Regions from separate parts of the Homo sapiens genome. Here region 1 is linked to region 2. Evidence: read pairs that join two places in POLR2A ChIA-PET (ENCODE). Cell type or tissue: PC-9. All regions are shown on one strand. Links, peaks and the distances in the headings refer to the core of each region. The heading gives the core; the rest is flanking DNA. Region 1 has its middle 18 kb from the start of RPN1. Region 2 overlaps RAB7A (RAB7A, member RAS oncogene family).

Region 1 (11,096 bases), core at 3,028-7,027, 140 kb after region 2:
TGGTGGCTCACGCCTGTAATCCCAGCACTGTGGGAGGCCGAAATGGGCAGATCACGAGGTCAAAAGATTGAGATCATTCTGGCCAATATGGTGAAATCCCATCTCTACTAAAAATACAAAAATTAGCTGGGCGTGGTGCCACGTGCCTGTAGTCCCAGCTACTCAGGAGGCTGCGACAGGAGAATCACTTGAACCCAGGAAGCAGAGGTTGAGTGAGCCAAGATTGTGCCACTGCACTCCAGCGCGGTGGCTCATGCCTGTAATCCCAGCACTTTGGGAGGCCAAGGTGGGAAGATCACCTGAGGCCAGGAGTTCAAGACCAGCCTGGCCAACATGGTGAAACCCTATCTCTACAAAAAATACAAAATATTGGCCGAGTATAATGGTGCAAGCCTGTAGGCCCAGCTACTAAGGAGGCTGAGGCAGGAGAATTGCTTGAACCTGGGAGGCGGAGGTTGCGGTGAGCCGAGATCACGCCATTGCACTCCAGCCTGGGCAACAAGAGCTAGACTCTGTCTCAAAAAAAAAAAAAAAAAAAAAAAAAATGTGATGCCCTGTTAGAAGCCAGAGACCACTATGCTGCCTTAGGTGGGGTGAATAGGCCCACGTCAGAAATGGAGCAGGTCAAAACTCCTGTGCTGATCAGTAGTGGGATAGTGCCTATGAATCACCACTGCACTCCAGCCTGGGCAACATAGTGAGATTCTGTCTCAAAACAAAAGTTAGCTAGCTGGGCACAGTGGCTTATGCCTATAATCCCAGCATTTTGGGAGGCTGAGGCAGGAGGATCACTTGAGCCTAGGAGTTTGAGACCAACCTGGGCAACATGGTGAAACCCCATCTCTACAAAAAATACAAAAATTAGCTGGGCACAGTGGCTCACGCCTGTAATCCCAGCACTTTGGGAAGCCGAGGTGGGCGGATCACTTGAGGTCAGGAGTTCGAGACTAGCTTGGCAAACGTGGTGAAACCTCCTCTCTACTAAAAATACAAAAATTAGCTGGACGTGGTGGCATGTGTCTGTAATCCCAGCTACTCAGGAGGCTGAGGCAGGAGAATCGCTTGAACCTGGGAGGCGGAGGTTGCAGTGAGCTTAGATCACACCACTGCATCCAGCCTTGGCGACAGAGCAAGACTCTGTCTCAAAAACAAACAAACAAACAACAAAAACAACTATATATATATATATATAGATATATATGTAGCTGGGTGTGGTGGCATGCACCTGTAGTCCCAGCTACTGGGGAGGCTGAGGTGGGAGGATCTTGTGAGCCTGGAAGCTGGAGGTTGCAATGAGTGCCCCTGCACTCCAGCCTGGGTGACAGAGCGAGACCTTGTCTCAAAAAAAAAAAAAAAAAAAAAGTGGGCTAAAGACCTTAATAGACACCTTAGCAAAGAAGGTCTACAGACAGCAAATCAAGCAGAAGAAAGATCCTTCCTATCATCTATCATCAGGGGAATGCAAATTAAAACAATGAGATACCACTGGACACCTATTAGAATGGCCCAAGTGCTGACGAGGATGTGGAGCAACATTAACTCTCATTCATTGTTGATGGGAATGTAAAATGGCACAGCCACTTTGGAAGACAGTTTGGCAGTTTCATACTGAACTAAACATACCCTTACCATACAATTCATACAATTGTACTCCTTGGTATTCACCCAAAGGAGTTGAAAATTTGTGTCACACAAAAACCTGCACATGGATGTGTATTCATTTATTCATAATTGCCAAAACTTGGAAGCAACCAAGATGTCTTTCAGTAGGTGAATGGATAAGTTCCTGTGGAAAATCCAATGTAATGTTATTTAGTGCTAAAAACAAAAGACATAGAAGCATTTTTTTTTTTTTTAGACAGGGTCTTGCTCTGTCACCCAAGCTGGAGTGCAGTGGTGCCATGACATCTCACTGCAGCCTCAACCTCCTGGACACAAGCAGTCCTTCTGGTTCAACCTCCCAAGTAGCTGGGACTACAGATTTGCCACCATGCCCACATAATTTAAAAAAAAAAATTTTTTGGTAGAAACTGGGCCTCACTATCTTGCCCAGGTTAGTCTTGAACTCCTGGGTTCAAGAAATCTCCCCACCTCAGTCTCCCAAAGTGCTGGGATTACAAGCGTGGACCACCACTCCTGACCAAGGAAACTTAAGTGCACATTACTAAGTGAAAGAAGACAATCTGAAAAGCCTACATAATGTATTATTCCAACTATATGACATTCTGGAAATGGCATAAATTATGGGGACAGTAAAATATCAGTGGGCCGGGCGTGGTGGCTCATGCCTGTAATCCTAGCACTTTGGGAGGCCAAGGTGGGTGGATCACCTGAGGTCAGGAGTTTGAGACCAGCCTGGCCAACATGGCAAAACTCCATCTCTAGTAAAAATACAAAAATTAGCTGGGCGTGGTGGCACACACCTGTAATCCCAGTTACTCGAGAGGCTAAAGAAGGAAAATCCCTTGAACCCAGGTGGTGGAGGCTGCAGTGAGCCGAGATCGCACCACTGCACTCCGGCCTGTGGGACAGGAGGGAGACTATCTCAAAAAAAAAAAAAAAAGATCAGTGGCTTCCGGGGGCTAAAGCGAGGTGAGGTGGAAGAATGGATGAATAGGCAGAACACAGAGGACTTTTAGGGCAGTGAAAATACTGTGTAATGCTAAAATGGTGGACGATGTATGTCATTATACATTTGTCCAAACCCATAGACTGTCCAACACCAGGACTGAGCCTCATGCAAACTATGGACTCAGTGATCAATGATATGCCCGGGTGGGGTCATCCACTGTGACAAATGCACCACTCTGCTGGGGATATGGACAGTGGGGAAGGCTGTGCATGCGTGGGGGCAGGAGGCATATGAGAACTCTCTGTACCTTCTGTTCAATTTTACTGTGAATCTAATACTGCTCTTAAAAAATAAAGGCTTTAAAATGCAAATGTTAGCTTTACAGTCACATGATGTGGAGGAAGCCAGTCATATCACGTGAGTAAAATGACATGACAGTATGAGGGAAGAGGTGGAGGGGAAATATGATTGGGAGAGTACGCAAGTCACAGCCACCTCTGACATGGGCAGGCAGAAGGAGATATACACACAGCACATACACAGTGAGCTCAGAGGTCATCATGTTTGGCCAGGGGTGGTGGCTCATGCCTGTAATCCCAGCACTTTGGGAGGCTGAGGCGGGTGGATCGCCTGAGGTCAGGAGATAGAGACCATCCTGGCCAACATAGTGAAACCTTGTCTCTACTAAAAAAAAAAAAAAAAAAAAAGCCGGGCGTGGTGGCGGCCGCCTGTAATCCTAGCAACTTGGGAGGCTGAGGCATGAGAATCCCTTCAACCCAGGAGGCAGAGGTTGCAGTGAGCCGAGATCACACCACTGCACTTCAGCCTGGCGAAAGAGTGAGACTTTGTCTCAAAAAAAAAAAAAAAAAAAAAAAAAAGAAGAGATCATCATGTTCTGAGTTATTGGTAAAAATAGAAATAAAACCCATTTATGTAATTTTAAGGTTCTTTTTTTTTTTTTTTGAGATGGAGTTTCGCTCTGTTGCCCAGGCTGGAGTATAGTGGCGCAATCTCAGCTCACTACAACCTCTGCCTCCTGGGTTCAAGCAATCCTCCTGCCTCAGCCTCCTGAGTAGCTGGGACTACAGGCATATGCCACCACGCCCGGCTAATTTTTTGTATTTTTAGTAGAGACGGGGATTCACCATGTTGCCCAGGCTGGTCTTGAACTCCTGACCTCAGGTGATCGGCCCGCCTCAGCCTCCCAAAGTGCTGGGATTACAGGTGTGAGCCACCGCGCCAGGCTCAATGGAAAACGTTTTTCTAAAAAGAAGTGTTCTTATTTGAAGAAAAATAGCCAGGTGCAGTGGCTCAAGCCTGTAATCCCAGCACTTTGGGAGGCCAAGGCGGGCGGATCACGAGGTCAGGAGATCGAGACCAGCCTGGCTAACACAGTGAAACCCCGTCTCTACTAAAAATATAAAAAAAAATTAGCCGGGTGTGGTGGCGGGCGCCTGTAGTCCCAGCTACTCAGGAGGCTGAGGCAGGAGAATGGCATGAACCCAGGAGGTGGAGGTTGCAGTGAGCCAAGATCGCGCCACTGCACTCCAGCCTGGGCAACAGAGCAAGACTCCATCTCAAAATAAATAAATAAATAAATAATAAATAAAATAATTTTTGTCTAATTCAAAGGTTATTTAAAGATTATTTATGAAATGAAGTAAAAGAAATGAGTAAATAGGGGACATATAAAGAAAGTATGAACCAAAAAGTATTTGAGACAAGTCTCAATCAATTTAGAAGTTTATTTTGCTAAGCTTAAGGACACAGGAGACAGGTCTGTGTATTTCTCCAAAGATGAGTTTGGATTCCAAGTCTGGCATACTTTTAAGTGTTACATCAGGAGTGTCTAACAACAAAGCCTGATATTTCCGTAAGTGTCCTCGTCATCCACTGGTGTCCTTTAGCTTCTAGGACTCCTTGTACTTGGTGTGGGGTTAAAACCTCCAGATGTTGTCCTAAAGCCAGTTTATTGGTTTCATCTACTAAAAGAGCAGTTGCTGCAACTGTCCTGAAGCATCCAGGCCTGATAAGAAAGGTGTGTGAGGAAACCAAAGTCCCTGAAGAACAGCTTAGATGATAGGTAAAATGCTCTCTATGGGCTTGTCCATCTACCCTGTGATCATACAGTTTTGGGGTGACAGAGGCCCATTATAATGGGACAAAACAGAATAAGCAGCCCAGAAGGAAGTTAATATTCTTACCTGCCAAAGTCAAGGGTTCCCAAGGCTCCTCCAGAGATATGGCTAGTTGTCTGATGGGAGCTGTGGCGGAAGGTTTTGGCCCTGTCACTCCTGGACTTGCCTGGCTATTTCGTGGTTCCTTTCTTTCTTTCTTTTTCTCTTTCTTTCTTTCTCTCTCTCTCTCTTTCCTTTCTTTCTTTCTTCCTTCCTTCCTTCCCTCCCTCCCTCCCTCCTTTCTTTTCTTTTCTTTTCCTTTTCTTTCTCAGAGTCTCACTCTGTTGCCCAGGCTGGAGTGCAGTGGCACCATCTCAGCTCACTGCAACCTCCGCCTCCCGGTTTCAAGAGATTCTCCTGACTCAGCCTCCCGAGTAGCCAGGATTACAGGCATGTGTCACTATGCCCGGCTACTTTTTGTGTTTTTAGTAGAGAGGTGGTTTCACCATGTTGGCCAGGCTGGTCTCGAACTCTTGACCTCAGGTGATCCACCCACCTTGGCCTCCCAAAGTGCTGGGATTACAGGCATGAGCCACCGCGCCTGGCCTTGCCTGGCTATTTCAGCCATCATTGGTTCGGGCGCGGATAGCTCCTTCCAGTGCGGTGGGCAGTCCCTCTTCCAATGGCCAGTTTTCTTACGGTGTGCACACTGATTCATGCCCAAGACACAGTGACTGGAACACCCAGCTTTGGGCTTCCTGCCTTTCTGCTTCCCTTGTTCAGTCCAAGAGCAAGGAAAGCAATCCCATGTGGGAGGTGAGCTTAAGGCTGCAGCCAAGAGCTACACCTTGTGGGAGGTCCTTCTTGCTCTTTCTGCTTCCTCTGCTTTGTCCGTTATTAAAAACTAAAAATGCCAGGCTGGGTGCGGTGGCTCACACCTGTAATCCCAGCACTTTGGGAGGCCGAGGCGGGCAGATCACGAGGTCAGGAGATCGAGACCATTCTGGCTAAAATGGTGAAACCCTGTCTCTAGTAAAAATACAAAAAATTAGCTGGGCATGGTAGCGGGCACCTGTAATCCCAGCTACTCAGGAGGCTGAGGCAGCAGAATGGCATGAACCCAGGAGGCAGAGCTTGCTGTGAGCTGAGATCGTGCCACTGCACTCCAGCCTGGGCAACAGAGCAAGGCTGCATCTCAAAAAAACCCACAAAAAACAAAAAACTAAAAATGCCATATCCAAAAGCTGTTCCATAGGAATTTGGGGACCCATAGCTGCTTTTTGTAGTTTCCTACGGGTATCAGGGGCAGAATGGGTTATAAAATGTACTCCGAAAAGGGTTTGTCCTTCCCTTGAGGCAGGATCAGTGTTACTGTAGTTTCTGATAGCCTCAATGAAACGCCCTTGAAACAAAACTGGATTCTCATCTTTACCCTGAGAAACTTCCTTAACCTTTTCAGAGTTAACAGGCTTTTTCATACCTTTCTTCATCCCTTTCAACAAACAAGTGACCATATGATCTTTCCTCCCCAAGTCCTCACTGCCCCTTTGATAGTTCCACTTTGGATCTTGATCTGGAACTGCTATACCTCCTGCCTGATATATATAATGGTTTGGGTTGTGAGCCAATACCTCGTCTGCATGGGTCCTAGCTGTCCCCAAAATGTGTTGTTTCTCTTCCACTAAACAACACAGAGACAAAAAGACATGCAGATCCTGCCAAGTTAAACTATAGGTTGGAGTTAATTTCTCCAACTCATCTATGAATTGTCCTGGATCTTCAGAGAAAAGACCAAACTTCTCTTTGCATAGAGCCAAATCAGACATAGAAAAGGGAACATGTGCTCTCACAGTGCCTTCTTCCCCATTTGCCACCTCTCTAAGTGGATAAAGGTTTCCCACTGGAGGTTGATAGGAGGCTCCAATATGAGTGGTACTTGCTGGACTAAGTTCCTCAGGGAGTGGTGGGTACAGAGTGGGACTAGACGGGTAAGAAGGAGGGGATGAAGCGTTCTCAATAGAGTTTTCAGGTGGACTAGAGGGAGAAATGACCGACACATCTGAACCTTCATAGCTGACAGAAGGAGGTTCTGCTCCACCCAAAAATGCCTGCTGTCCCTTTGTGGTCACCAGAAATATGTTACAGGACAGGGGTCCCCATCCAGGCCCCAAGAGAGGGTTCTTGGATCTTGTGAAAGAAAGAATTCAGGGCGAGTCCATAGTGCAAAGTAAAAGCAAGTTTATTAAGCAAGTAAAGTAGTGAGCCCGGTGTGGTGGCTCACGCCTATAATCCCAGCACTTTGGGAGGCCAAGGTGGGCAGATCACCTGAGGTCGGGAGTTCGAAACCAGCCTGACCAATGTGGAGAAACCCCGTCTCTAGTAAAAATACAAAATTAGCTGGGCATGGTGGTGCATGCCTGTAATCCCAGCTACTTGGGAGGCTGAGGCCGGAGAATCACTTGAACCCAGGAGGCGGAGATTGCGGTGACCCGAGCAAGTCCAGCCGTTGCAGTCCAGCCTGGGCAAGAAGAATGAAACTTCGTCTCAAAAAAAAGTAAAGTAGTGAAAGAACAGCTACACCATAGACAGAGTAGGACATTCCCGAAAGTAAGAGGAGGAATGCATCCACCCTAGGTACAATGCTTGTATATATGTGGGGAGATGTGCTCTGCTACAAGGGTTTGTTATAAAGGATTAATTTTTTAAATTACTATATTTTGCAAAAATCAATACTATTATCGATTTGCTTTAAAGCAAAATTAGGAACTATGTCTTTGTTCTCCAGATATTGGGATATCTGGATACTCTCAAGTCTGGGTCTGTTTAGTAAACTTTTTTTTTTTTTTTGAGATGGGATCTCGCTCTGTCACCCAGTCTGGAGTGCAATGGCGTGATCACGGCTCACTGCAACCTCTGCCTCCCTGGTTCAAGCAATTCTCCTGCCTCAGCCTCCTGAGTAACTGGGATTACAGGGGCACACCACCACACCCGGCTAATTTTTGTATTTTTAGTAGAGATGGGGTTTCACCATGTTGGTCAGGCTGGTCTCGAACTCCTGACCTTGTGATCTGCCCGCCTCAGCCTCCCAAAGTGCTGGGATTACAGGCGCGAGCCACCACACCTGGCCCCCCCCCTTTTTTTTTTTTTTTTTTTGAGAAGGAGTATCGCTCTGTCTCCCAGGCTGGAGTGCAGTGGCGCGATCTCAGTTCACTGCAACCTCCGCCTTCTGGGTTCAAGCAATTCTCCTGCCTCAGTCTCTTGAGTAGCTGGGATTACAGGCACCCACCACCCGCCCAGCTAATTTTTGTATTTGAGTGGAGACGGGGTTTCATCATGTTGGCCAGGCTGGGTCTCGAACTCCTGACCTTGTGATCCGCCCGGGCTAGTAATGCCTAATTTTCTGAGCATGCAGCCCAGCAAGTTCCAGCCGCATTTTCCTAGCCCTCACTCAAAATGGAGTCACTCCATCCTGGCTAACACGGTGAAACCCTGTCTCTACTAAAAATGCAAAAAATCAGCTGGGCGTGGTGCCGGGCGCCCGTAGTCCCAGCTACTCGGGAGGCTGAGGCAGGAGAACGGCGTGAACCCGGGAGGCGGAGCTTGCAATGAGCCGAGATCGCGCCACTGCACTCCAGAACAGAGCGAGACTCCGTCTCAAAAAAAAAAAAAAAAAAAAAAATGGAGTCACTCTGGGCCGGGCGCGGTGGCTCAGGCCTGTAATCCCAGCACTCTGCAAGGCCAAGGTGGGCGGATCACCTGAGGTTGGGAGTTTGAGACCAGCCTGACCAACATGGAGAAACCCCGCCTCTACAAAAAATAAAAAATCAGCTGGGTGTGGCGGTGCATGCCTGCAATCCCAGCTACTAGGGAGGCTGAGGCAGGAGAATAGCTTTAACCCAGGAGGCAGAGGCTGTGGTGAGCCGAGATTGTGCCATTGCACTCCAGCCTGGGCAACAAGAGCACAAGTGTGCCTCAAAAACAAACAAACAAAAAACCGGAGTCACTCTTGTTCGAACGCCTCCAACACTATCACTAAGTAAAGGAGAATTTATAATAAAGGAAAATTTACATCCTGTCTTTAAGTGGTAAAGGAAGGGGGAGGATAGAAAGACCTTTTTTCTTTGTCCTGCTCTAGGCAAACAGGGAAGGCAGAGAGCTCCCCCACATGTTTCTTATCTTTAATTCAACATCCTTTATGTTTTGGGGAAAAATATTCTGGCTTCCTTCAATGACCGTGCTAATAATGTCTGTTTTGTAGTCTTTTTCTGATAAATCCAAATTCATAGGCAATTTCCTCCTTTTTTGTTTTCTTCTGGTGGATCATGAATACATTTCTGTTTCTTCGTATACCTTGTACTTTGTTGGAAATGGGACATTTTGGATAATATGCTGTAGGGATTCTAGATCTTGACCCTCCTCCCCTTTAGGGTTTAATTATTTGCTTTTGTATTTGTTTAGTGACTTACTGAATTTTTTTTTTTTTTTCTGAGACAGTCTCTCTCTGTCCCCCAGGCTGGAGTGCAGTGGCACGATCTTAGCTTACTGCAACCTCCATCTCCCGGTTTCTCCTGCCTTCTCCTGCCTCAGACTCCCAAGTTGCTGGGATTACAGGTGCCTGCCACTGTATCTGGCTAATTTTTGTAGTTTTAGTAGAGACGGGGTTTCACCATGTTGGCCAGGCTGGTCTCGAACTCCTGACCTCAGGTGATCCACCCGCCTTGGTCTCCCAAAGTACTGGGATCACAGGCATGAGCCACTGCGCCCAGCTGACTTACTGGATTTTTTTTTTTTTTTTTTTTTTTTTTTTGAGACGGAGTCTCACTCTGTCCCCCAGGCTGGAGTGCAGTGGCATGATCTCGGCTCACTGCAACCTCTGCTCCCGGGTTCACGCCATTCTCCTGCCTCAGCCTCCCAGGTAGCTGGGACTACAGGCGCCCGCCACCACGCCTGGCTAATTTTTTTTGTATTTTTAGTAGAGATGGGATTTCACCATGTTAGCCAGGATGGTATCCATCTCCTGACCTCGTGATCCGCCCGCCTTGGCCTCCCAAAGTGCTGGGATTACAGGCATGAGCCACCGCACCTGGTCTGACTTACTGGAATCTTTTAGTGAAGGCTGTCTTTTCTCTCACAGAGTAAATCCTCTTTCTTCCTTTTCTTTATTTTCTTTCTTTTTTTGACAGAGTGTTGCTCTAGTTGCCCAGGCTGGAGTGCAATGGTGCGATCTCAGCTCCCCACAACCTCCACCTCCCAGGTTCAAGCGATTCTTCCTCCTCAGCCTTCCCAAGTAGCTGGGATTATAGGCATGTGCCACCAAGCCTGGCTCATTTTGTATTTTTAGTAGAGATAGGGTTTCTCCATATGGGTCAGGCTGGTCTCCAACTCCCGACCTCAGGTGATCCTCCCACCTCAGCCTCCCAAAGTGCTGGGATTACAGGCATGAACCACCGTGCCCCACCACTTTCTTTCTTTTTTCTTTCCTTCTTTCTCTTTTTCTTTCTTTCTTTTTTTTTTTTGACAGAGTCTTTGTTCTGTCGCCCAGGCTGTAGTGTAATGGTGTGATCTCGGTTCACTGCAATCTCTTTCTCCTGGGTTCAAGCAATTCTCATGCCTCAGCCTCCTGAGTAGCTGGAATTACAGGTGACTGCCACCATGTCCAGCTAATTTTCGTATTTTTGGTAGAGACGCCATGTTGGCTAGGCTGGTCTCGAACTCCTGACCTCAGGTGACACCTTGGCCTCCCAAAGTGCTGGGATTACAGGTGTGAGCCACCGTGCTCGGCCAATCCTCCTTGTTTCTTAAGGAGGTACAGCTATGGGTAAATCCATAGCTGTCTTGGGATGACAGTTGCCTTGATAGAGGTGTTGTCCTGTCTTTCCCTGACAACACCCTGCAGTTTAATTTAATTAAGTTAAATTAAGCAGCTGATTGCTTAAGAGTTTTCAACAATGATGGGGGCAGGGCATAAATTGCTCTTCAAAGTAATCCAATCAAATGTGCTCCTTTGAAGGAATAGTTTCTGATCTCAGTGTTTTGCATTTGTCCTAATCCTAGGAGGCCTCTTCTCACCTGTCTTATTCACCATTCCCTCTTATAAACTAGCGGTTCTCCAGTTCTGCCTTTCACTTTAACCTTCATTGTTTAATTGCTTTTCATTGAGAGCACCCATGATCTTGCAAATGGGAGGAGATTAGAAGCTACCTGTTTTACTGCCTGCTTCTCTCCCCTGGCAAAATCTCAGAGAACAGGGTAAAGACAATGGCAAGTTCTTGCTGAGTGACACCTGGACGCTAGGACCTAAGCACTCAGTGGGTGGGGAAGTGTGGGAGAAGCCAAATTCCTCTCCACTGGCCTCTCTTGAAATGCAAAGTACTGGGACGAGGGTGACCAGGGCTCCAGTCTCCTCA
Region 2 (11,096 bases), core at 3,244-7,243:
TGACATTTTATATTCCCACCAGTACCTAGGAATATGTTTACTGTGAAAGGCAAAGGATCATATTATAAATCAATTATAGCATGGGTGTGCCTGTAGTCCTACCTACTTAGGAGGCTATGGTGGGAAGACTGCTGGAGCCCAGAAGTTGGAGGTTATAGCGAGTGATGATTGCACCACTGCGTATCAGCCTGACTGACAGAGCAAGACCCTGTCTCTAAAAAAAAAAAGAATCAATCAATCTTACTGAAGGAACAGAAACAAGACCTAAAATAGTATCATGGGTGGAATGTTTTGTTTTTTTTTTTGAGATGGAGTTTCGCTCTTGTTGCCCAGGCTGGAGTGCAATGGTGCAATCTCGGCTCACTGCAACCTCCACCTCCCAGGTTCAAGCAATTCTCCTGCCTCAGCATCCTAAGTAGCTGGGATTACAGGTGCCCACCACCACGCCAGCTAATTTTTTGTATTTTTAGTAGAGATGGGGTTTCACAATGTTGGCCAGGCTGGTCTTGAACTCCTGACCTAAGGTGATCCACCCGCCTCAGCCTCCCGAAGTGCTGGGATTACAGGCATGAGCCACCGCACTCGGCTGGGCAGAATGTTTGTGTTCCTCCAAAATTCCTGTGTTGAAGCACTAACCCTTCAGGTGGCTGTATTTGGAGTAAGGAAGGAATGAAGGTTAAATGAGGTTGCAGGATGGGGACCTGATCTGAGAATTCGTGTCCTTATAAGAAGAGGTGACACCAGAGACACCTTGCTCATGTGTCCTCTCTCTGTGCACACAGCAGAAAGGGCATGGGAGGGACACAGTGAGAAGATAGCCCAGAAAAGCACCCTCACCAGAAACATGTGCCAGCACCTTGCTCATGGACTTCCAGCCTCCAGAACTGTGAGAAAACAAAATGTCTGTTGTTGGACCCTCCCAGGCTGTGGGGTTTTGTTAACGCAGCCTGAGCAGACTAATGCAACAGCCACAACAAAACTGCAATCAATGAGGAAAAAACAGTGGGCTTGAAGAAAAAAATTCCAATCAAAATCTCAACAGAGTTTTATTTGGGGTGTGGAAGGTAAGAGAGGAAAATGGTGGAAACAAAATTATTAAAAAAGAAATGTGGCAGGCCGGGTGCGGTGGCTCATGCCTGTAACCCCAGCACTTTGGGAGGCTGAGGCGGGCGGTTCACAATGTGAGTTCCAGACCAGCCTGGCCAACATGGTGAAACCCTATCTTTACTAAAAAATTACCAAAATTAGCTGGGCATGGTGGCGGATGCCTGTAATCCCAGCTACTCAGGAGGCTGAGGCAGGAGAACCGCTTGAACCTGGGAGGCGGAGGTTGCAGTGAGCCGAGATCACGCCATTGCATTCCAGCCTGGGGAACAGAGCAAGACTCCGTCTCAAAAAAAAAAAAAAAAAAAAAAAAAAAAAAGACTGTGGCAAGAGGAAACTTGCCTCATCAGGCAGTCAAATCAACACAGTCCAGATAAGGGAACATGGCATGGACATCACCAGAACAGACTGGAGAGACCAGAAACAGATCCCAGCACATACGAGCATTTAGCACAGGCCACGGTCTATTCAGGGAGGGAAACGGCTTGTGTAACATAGCTGAATGATTTCAAACAACTGGCTGAGCTCTCTTGAGAGGAAAGGCAAGTCTCTCTTTTCTGCCATAAGCCAAAACAAATTCCAGCTGAATTACAGAAAAATCTGAGGTAGACACAGGAAACATAGAAACTTAAAATGACATAACCAAATAAAAAATTACTTTTTCCCTATGTTCAAAGGACTTAAAAAGACCACAGAGTTGGAAAAGTCACTTAAGATGCAAGTAGAGTTAACTTCAATTCACCAACAGCTCATGAGAACTGAGAGAGGCCCAACCATGTGCTGTGTGCCGGCTGTGTGCAGCAGAGAAAATCCAAATGGCTAAGCCCCAGGGAGGGGAACTCAGAGGGACCAGTAGTCACGATGGTGGCAATTTACACACCCAAAGATCGGCAATGTCAGCAGTGACAGGTGACACCTATTGCTTGCTGGCAAGGAGGTAGAAGAAAGCAAGCCCACATTGCTGAAATGTTATTCCCCTTGGGGAAAGCAACCTGGCACCCTGACTTACAATAAGATACACCCTCCGATTTAACAATCTAACTTCTTAAGGGCTAGCTCTAAAAATAAAAGCATAAAGACAACAGGGACAGTAGTGATGGAAGAGAAAAACTCAGACAGTGATGCCAGGCAACAGGGAACAGGTGGGAAACACTTTCCTACACATATTTGGATTTCCATTCCCTTATATGAACATTAAGAAAAACACAAACATTATTATTTGGGGGTAAGCGTGGCCAAGTCTGCATCTTGGTCTGCTCCTTACCACTTGAGGGCTCTCCTGGCATTCTGGGTGGAACAATTTCCTCATTGAGTAGATCTGTCCCTTTCATTCTGGAACACTTAGTGCAGACCCCACCCATGCCAGAATTTCCCTGGTCCTTGGAGCAACCATTACAAACAACTCTTTGTCCTGCTGAAAGCCATTACCTTCATTCAGCCGGCTTCCTGGAGTCAGCAGAATCTGCCTTGCCCTTCACAGCCACCATGTGCTTCAAGTGTTCTATGCATCCTCCCAAACCTGCCACACCTCTGACCACCCCCAGACACTGTCTGATGAGGCCTCGTGACCTGCCTTAATCACCACTGCCCCTAACAGAGCTGTACATCAAAACAGACTTTCAACTCGCATGAGTGGTTGTATCTAATCACAGAAACAGTAAATAAGAAATTCTAGGTATTATATTCCTTGAATAGTTTTCCTACATCTTCTTCCTTCTTTGTGTTGTTTACTTAACTGTTCCTAAGGAAAAAAGTTACCAGTCAGTATGTGAGAGCTGGAAGAGTCTGTCTCATTTAATCTTCATAATCACCCTGCAAAAGCAGGTATTCCCATTTTTCAGGTGAGGGGGTAGAAGTTCAGATATAATTTTTTTTATTTTAATTTTTAATTTTTTTTAGACAGAGTCCCACTCTGTCACCCAGGATGGAGTACAGTGGCACGATCTTGGCTCACTGCAACCTCTGCCGCCTGGGTTCAAGCAATTCTCCTGCCTCAGCCTCCCGAGTAGCTGGGATTACTGGCGACCACCACCAGGTCTGGCTAATTTTTTTGTATTTTTTAGTGGAGAGGGGGTTTCACCATGTTGGCCAGGCTGGTCTCGAACTCCTGACCTCAAGTGATCAGCCCGCCTTGGCCTCCCAAAGTGCTAGGATTACAGGCATGAGCCACAGTGCCCGGCCATAATTTTTTTTTAAGCCCAAACTAGATATAACGATTGGTACGCAGCAGAGCTGGGATTCATATTCAAGTTTATTTCCTCCTTAAATAGAAGCAGCAATCTGTTCGGGGTCTCCCAGTGACCTGATCTCCTAATCACAGCAAAGAAAATAAGAACAAGCCTAGTAAAAGAAGGGCAGCCTCAGACTTCACAGCCTCTGCATCTTTTATATTATTCCCCCCAAAGTGGGATTTCTGGAAGCTTAAGCAGAACATGTCATAACCTTCCCAGATGAACACATAGGGTATTCTGGCTATACAGAAAAGAGTGGGTTAGGGAAGAAGATTAAGGGCAGGAGGCCAGGCAGGGACTGGGTCAGTGGTCAGGCATCACCAGAGTGGGCTGGTCAGCTGTGGGAGACCCACCTGCTTAAGTGCATTCCGTGCAATCGTCTGGAACGCCTGCTCCACGTTGATGGCCTCCTTGGCACTGGTCTCAAAGTAGGGAATGTTGTTTTTGCTGTAGCACCAGGCCTGTGCCCGCTTTGTGGCCACCTGAAAGAAGAAGCAGGGTGCACATAGGCTCATGACAGAAGCAGCCAGCACTGACTCCATCCTCCCCAGGAAGTGTCATGGCCCCTCGTCTACAGGTAGTACAGGTGAGGACACAGACATGGGGAAAGAGGGTGTTGGAGGAGACCTGCAGACCCGTCCAAACTTGTCCTGCTAGCTATGCTCAGGATAGCTAGGATTCAGCTAGAGAGCTCAAAGCCTGTCTCGGTCTACAGCTCATACCTTCTGACCCTCAGTTATACTTAAAAGCCATTTGTGAATGGAGTAAGAAGCCAGTCCGGGAAGAAATGAAGAGTGTTTACTGGGACCTCAGAGATCCCAGGACAGGAAATGCCCAGCAGCTTGGTCTTAAGGTTTATAGTCCCTTCACCATTACTGCTAGTGTGATGTCACCTATGCCACTCACACATTCTCATTCCTTCCCCAACCCCTAGCCCATTTTCAGCCAAGAGATAAGGACTAAGTCACTTAAGAAAAGATCTGTGGTCAGAAATAAACCTAGTTGTAATTAATCAAAGAGTCTATGTTTCCAACAGAAATGGTATTTGAAACTACAGTACAGCAATTTTACTCAAAGCCCAAAGCAATATTCTGCACACATGGAGATCCAGGCATGGCCTGGAGGTACTGGGAGGGCACTACTGAGAATGACAAAACCGAATTCCCTCCTTCAAAGTGCAGAAAGGGAAGTGAAGCTGAGACAGCCAAGACAATGGCCCAAAGTCACAGCCAGCTGGGGGCAGGATGGGGACTTAACCCAGGTCACCTGGGTCCCGGTCCTTAAAGGCAGTTGGCCTGAAGGGCTGGCATATGGTAATGAAGACTCCCACCAGCACCTCCTAGAGCCATGTGAGCTTAGCAGAGAACCCTCCAAATTCACAAGGCCCCTGGGGAGCAGGTGTCTGTGACAATATCTATCATCGTTGGTACTTACTTGTCTGTTTTCGAGGTCAATCTTGTTTCCCAACACAACAAATGGGAAGTTTTCAGGATCTCGGGGACTGGCCTGGATGAGAAACTCATCTCTCCAGCTATCTAGGGTTTTGAATGTGTTGGGGGCAGTCACATCAAATACCAGAACGCAGCAGTCTGCACCTCTGTAGAAGGCCACACCGAGAGACTGGAACCGTTCCTGTCCTGCTGTGTCCCATATCTGTGAGAGACAAAACATTCATTCCTTGGGAGAATGCTAGGCAGAGCACCAGGAGCATGTATGCAAGGGGTGCCAGAAGAAATAGGCTAGATTGTGGGGCCACCCACAAAGACAAATGACACCAGACTTCAGGAAGCAAATTTCAGCACCAGAGTATCTGAAACAATCCTCACAAATATTGTGATTAAGTATGTGTCTGTCTATAAGCGAGTGACATTGAGTCCAATCTCCAGGGTGCTAGAAATTTCTTATATCTTGATCCAAGTAGTGGTCACATGTAGGTAAGTGTGTAAAATTTGAACTATAAATAAAACTTAGGTACTCTGGGAACTTTCTGAGAGCAATGGAAATATAGGGAAGTGAGGTGATGACTCACGAATGATACAGTTCAATAGGGAAGTGAGGTGATGACTCACGAGTGATATAGTTCAATCTATGCATTTTACTGTATGAAAAGTTTGCCTAGCCAGGCACAGTGGATCACCGGAGGTCAGGAGTTTGAGACCAGCCTGACCAACATGGAGAAACCCTGTCTCTACTATAAATACAAAATTAGCCAGGCATGGTGGTGCATGCCTGTAATCCTAGCTACTTGGGAGGCTGAGGCAGGAGAATTGCTTGAACCTGGGAGGCGCAGGTTGCGGTGAGCCAAGATCGTGCCATTGCCCTCCAGCCTGGGTGATAAGAGCGAAACTCTGTCTCAAAAAAAAGAGAAAAGTTTGCCTAAACAACAAAAAAGATTAGCATGTTATATTTCATTTGTATTATACCTCAAAAAACAAAACAAATGAAAAACTCTTGACAAAAAGAGATCAAGAGAAAGACAATGAGAACACACACCAGAGTAAAGATTAAACCAGGTACTACCGCCCAGCTCTAAGCTGGTCACCTCATTCACTGCCATGCTAGATTTAAGAGCAAGGCTGGGTATACTTACTGCCCTAGATCCGTAACAGGCACTCAAACAGAGCCGGACGAACATGATAACAACTCAGATATAAGGATGAAGGGCAAAAAAGACAAATTTATTTCTAATGACTCCACTGCCTCTCGGCAGGCTAGGGCACTAAATGCTCCCTTGCCCAGATACAATAAACAAAGTCCACACATGTAGACTAAACAGGATCGGGACTGCTGGTGGTACTCATCCCTGTGCTCTCCTGGTTCTCCAATGTTCTACATGGAATATGTATGCATCTCTGTCAGTGGAGAAGTGACCCCATTCTCAAACAAACAAACAAACAAACAAACAAAAGAACACTTGGCATCCTCCCACACAGGAAGGAGTTCATGTCTTGTTCTAGTCATATGCGCGGAGGTTTTCTGTAGCTGAAATCCTAGACTGCACTCCTAGACTGCACATGTGATACTCTCCACATTCTCCCAAGTTCCTCCCCTCTACCCCGTCACGCACTAGGGCACTCTGGCAACAGCAGATGGGGTGACATGGGAGAGCAGGTTCACTGGACTTTACTGCTGCCCAACAGATTTAGTGAACCATCGATTCCTATTTTTAAGAAAATATTGCTGACAATTTCCTATCATTATAAACAACTCAGCAATGAACATTAGCATAGAGAGCTTTCTCTGTATGTCAAATGGCTTTTTTCAGATAGACTCCTACAAGCAAAATTACATAAGAACTCTGTTACTGTTAGGTGGAACCAATTCATCATCTGGAACTCAGATACACAGAGAAGGCAAAGTAATACATCAAAAAGAAGTCAACAAGTTGACGGGTTCCTAGAAAGTTACCAAAATTAATTTAACTTTGAATTTACAAAAGTAAAGGCCATATTTATCAAAACATCAACAAGTACAGTCCTATGGCTGACTGTGATTTTTAAATTTTTTAATATTTTAATTGAAATTGTTAACAGCGACCTGGGTTCTTGGAATCTTCCATGATAGAAATCAAGAGAGATCACCAGACACAATAGCAAAGAGAAAGTGAAAGTGTATTAGCTTATGCATAGTGAGCTAGCACTGCAAAAGGAAAGGGGCAGCTGTTCTCTGAAAGCAGTGTGGGAGTTAACTTTAAAGGGCTTTCCTGTGGGGAGGGGTGATGTCAGGATATGTATATAGGAGGGGTTTTTCTAGTGCATGCACAGTGGCTAAACATGCTTCTTCAGAAATTGCGTGTAGCACTAGCAGGTTAAATCTCCATCCTGGGTGTGACTTTTGGCATTAAAATGAGGAAAAGGTAACTATAAGTTGAAGTTGAAGTCTAACTGCACATGCTGGGGGCGGGGGGGGGCCCAGGGAGGTCCCTAGCCCCATGAAGCAGGAACTTGTGATAACAGTTTCTCGGGGTTTTTTGTTGCTGATTGTTTGGAAGTTAGGTAAGCTACAGCTTGAGTAAGGGGCTTTTATTCTTTTTCTCTAGACCACATCAAAACAGGAAACCAGCCAGCCTGCTTGTTTCAAAATGTTTTGTTTTCTCCATTTAAAATTATACCCTTATAACTGTCTACCCAATATTCTGATGTGACAAAAATTAACACTGTTATTTTTATCCGTTTTTTCCAAGAGTTAACCCTTCCCTCATTGCATTTTCTTCCTTCTTCACCACAAGTAAATGCTCCTGAAGAGATGCCTTACATAAACATTATCATCCTGTACAGCTTTTTGCAACTTGTCTTTTTTCATTCCCAAAAGTTAACAGTTATATAATATTCCACTGCTTTAATAGACTCACTTAGTTCCCCAGATCATTTGAGTTATTTGCAGTTTTTCACTCCCCATGCAAGGCTGCAATGATAACTCTCATTACAACTCTCTCATAATGTCCAGAGATAAGTTTCTCTAGGCCATACACTCAGACTCAGAACTCTGGATTGCTGCATATGTCTATGTTCAACACTGGGGAGCAGAGTGGCAGTTTCTACTGAAAAGGTTGTACTCATTACTACACTCCTACCATCAACCAGAGGCTGTTCCACTCCCTATATTCTAGCATCCACCAGGTTACCTACTGCTTGGATACTATTAGGCATTATCATCTTTGTCACCTGCTTGTGTGGTTTGTTCTTGTTAGTCTGGGAATCTTGTTATTTACATGTTTAATGTAATCTATTAATCAATCTTCAACATTTTATGATTTGTACTTTCTGTATTTTCAAATGCCAAAGGTGAAAAGTATTCACTATTTTCATTTTTTAAGTTTTCACTTTGTATTTTTTCCACCTTCAGGTCTTGAATCCTCTGGTTCCCCCAAGCTAGAATGTAAAGCCCTGTCCTGGTCCCACTTATTTACCCTACTGGCTGAGCGCAGTGGCTCATGCCTGTAATCCCAGGACTTTGGGAGGCCAAGGTAGGTGGATCACCTGAGGTCGGCAGTTCGAGACCAGCCTGGCCAACATGGTGAAACCCCGTTTCTACTAAAAATAAATACAAAAAATTAGCCAAGCGTGGTGGCAGGCGCCTGTAATCCCAGCTACTTGGGAGGCCGAGGCAGGAGAATTGCCTGAATCGGGGAGGCAGAGGTTGCAGTGAGCTGAGATCAGGCCACTGCACTCCAGCCTGGGCGACAGTGAGACTCCTGTCTCAAAAAAAATAAAAAATAGGCTGGGTGTGGTAGCTCACGCCTGTAATCCCAGCGCCGTGGGAGGCTGAGGCGGCCAGATCATGAGGTCAAGAGATCAAGACCATCCTGGCTAACATGGTGAAACCCCATCTCTACTAAGAATACAAAAAATTAGCTGGGCGTGGTGGCACACACCTGTAGTCCCAGCTACTCGGGAGGCTGAGGCAGAATTGCTTGAACCCAGGAGGCGGAGGTTGCAGTGAGCCAAGATCACGCCACTGCACTCCAGCCTGGGCGACAGAGTGAGACTCCATCTCAAAAATAAATAAATAAATACATACATACATAAATAAAATAAAATAAAATATGTACCCTACAACACCCTTCTCTCCATGTATTACCAGAGAGGTGCACCCTGTGCCCTCTGTTCCTGTGCTCTGTGTATTACTATACTAATATCACTGTTTAAACTACCACAAACTCACAATAAACTGTTCCCTGGAAATTTGTCATGCCTATTTGATTCCATCTAAGATACTAATCAATTTCAGATTCTTTCTGAACAGTATAGAGAACTTTAAAAAACAAGAAACACAGCAGTCACTAATCTTTCCCTACACATTAGATTACACAGTTCTGATCTTTGTTTCCTCATATTACTTTGGAAGTTACATACTCACGATTCCAAAAATAGATACAAGTATACTATTGAAGTGTTCTTCCTTCAGACCTATCTTCATGAAATCACTTTCTGCCTGGAGTTATCCTTTAGAACTTCTGCCACTAGCCCTTAAAGATGTACTCTTTCATTCAGGAGGGTTATTTCAGCAGAGACAGAACACTGTGCTGCCCATCTCTTTCTCAACATACCCCACTGCCTGCTGGGCTCTGCTGCTACTGCCAAGAGTCACCTGGCAGCCTCAGTGCTGTGCTTGTCAGGTTTTCCTCAGTCTATTTTTAAGTCTTTTTTTTTTAATTTCATTATGACTTACACAGAATTCTTTTTATTTATCCTTCCTGGAATTTGGGCTTCTTGAGTCAGTGGATTGGTGCCACACCAATTCTCGAAAATTCTCAGCAAATATCATCTTTGATCTATTATTCTCTCTTTACACCTTCTGAGACTGATTAAAAGTAGGTCCAACCTTCTCACTTTCACTTATTTCTTTCATATTTCCTGCCATTTTTCTTTCATTCTTCCAGCCCTTTTCTGGTGTGGCCAATCTGCTATGATTTAGCAGCATTCTCTGAATTTCCAAATTTCATTGATTGTGCTTCATTTTCTCCCCCTATCAATGTTAACTGTTTCGTTTCTTCCCTGCAGATAAACGATTATCTTATCTTTAACCAAAGCCCCTTTAGTGAGGTATGGCTGACATACAAAGGCTGCACACAAACCATCACTACAATGTAGGCCACAAACCTACTCATCAAAAGGTTCCCCCCATCCTCTTATTATTACTTTTTGTGATAAGAACACTTAAAATAAGATCCTCTTAGTAAATTCTTTCAAAAAATTTTTTTGTAGAGATGAAATGTGCTATTTTGCCCAGGCTAGTCTCAAACTCCTCTCTTGGCCTCCCAAAGCACTAGGATTACAGGCATGAGCCACCGCATCCAGCATGCAAATTTTTAAGTGTACAATACAGTATTGTTAACTACAGGCACTATGCTGTACACATCTCTAGGATTTATTCATCTCATATAACTGAAACTCTGTATCCTCCTTATTTCTTTAAATACAAAAAACACTCTGGAATTACCAGGGAAGTTTCCACTGGTTCTTTCTTGTGGTGCCTTGTTTTATTTTGATTATGTTTTACTGCAAGCTGCTAAAAGCCCTCGAAAAACACATGAGGATTCCTCAAGATCAGGATAATGACGCCTTTGTGCAGAGACAATGATTTTCATTTACTTCTAGTATCTGAAGCTGGCTGCAAGAGCACAAGGGTCATCCTTTTGCTTCAATCTCTTGGGAACTTGTTATCTTTTTCCACTCTTTCCTCATCTACATGAAATCACTTTCTGCCTGGAGTTATCCTTTAGAACTTCTGCCACTAGCCCTTAAAGATGTACTCTTTCATTCAGGAGGGTTATTTCAGCAGAGACAGAACACTGTGCTGCCCGTCTCTTTCCCAACATACCCCACTGCCTGCTGGGCTCTGCTGCTACTGCCAAGAGTCACCTGACAGCCTCAGTGCTGTGCTTGTCAGGTTTTCCTCAGTCTATTTTTAAGCCTTTTTCTTTTTTAGTTTCATTATGACTTACACAGAATTCTTTTTATTTATCCTTCCTGGAATTTGGGCTTCTTGAGAAGCCCACAGTGCGCTGTGGATCTCCTGATGGGGTTTACTTCAAGAGTGCAGCGCCCCAAGGTCCCAGCTTAGTAGTACAGACGGGACTGTTATGACAACCCCCGACCCAGCAGGGGCCGAACTCTGATTTCTGAATTCGCTGGCCCACATGGCTACCAAAACCACAGCTCAGCTGGAGAAGTTCTATTTTCCCTCAGCAAAAGGCAGTCTGAGTCTTGCTGTGACACATGGAGAATCTTCAGATGGGCCTTTACCCCAGCTCCCTGA

Evidence for each region. ChIA-PET counts read pairs that join two places held together with the same protein. Peaks named below come from ENCODE experiments on the same cell type or tissue, not always from the same donor. Only the 100,000 strongest peaks of a DNase experiment are listed, where the experiment ranks them.
Region 1: POLR2A ChIA-PET joins it to region 2 with 5 read pairs; 10 of 35 experiments call an interaction of 5 or more read pairs at or near these places.

Annotation. Positions count from the first base shown.
Region 1 is chr3:128,663,298-128,674,393 of GRCh38, reverse strand. No RefSeq gene overlaps it. Among named protein-coding and RNA genes, the nearest start is that of RPN1, 18 kb to the right of the region's middle. RefSeq lists an enhancer at 8,167-9,097. In PC-9, for the core only: no CTCF peak of the experiment used is centred there; no DNase peak of the experiment used is centred there.
Region 2 is chr3:128,800,264-128,811,359 of GRCh38, reverse strand. It overlaps RAB7A (RAB7A, member RAS oncogene family), which reads right to left. Exons shown (of 6, transcript NM_004637.6): 4 at 4,770-4,988; 5 at 3,689-3,817. Among named protein-coding and RNA genes, the nearest start is that of MIR12124, 41 kb to the left of the region's middle. RefSeq lists a silencer at 4,539-4,588 and an enhancer at 6,837-6,956. In PC-9, for the core only: no CTCF peak of the experiment used is centred there; a DNase peak (open chromatin) is centred at 5,369; H3K27ac peaks cover 2,791 bases.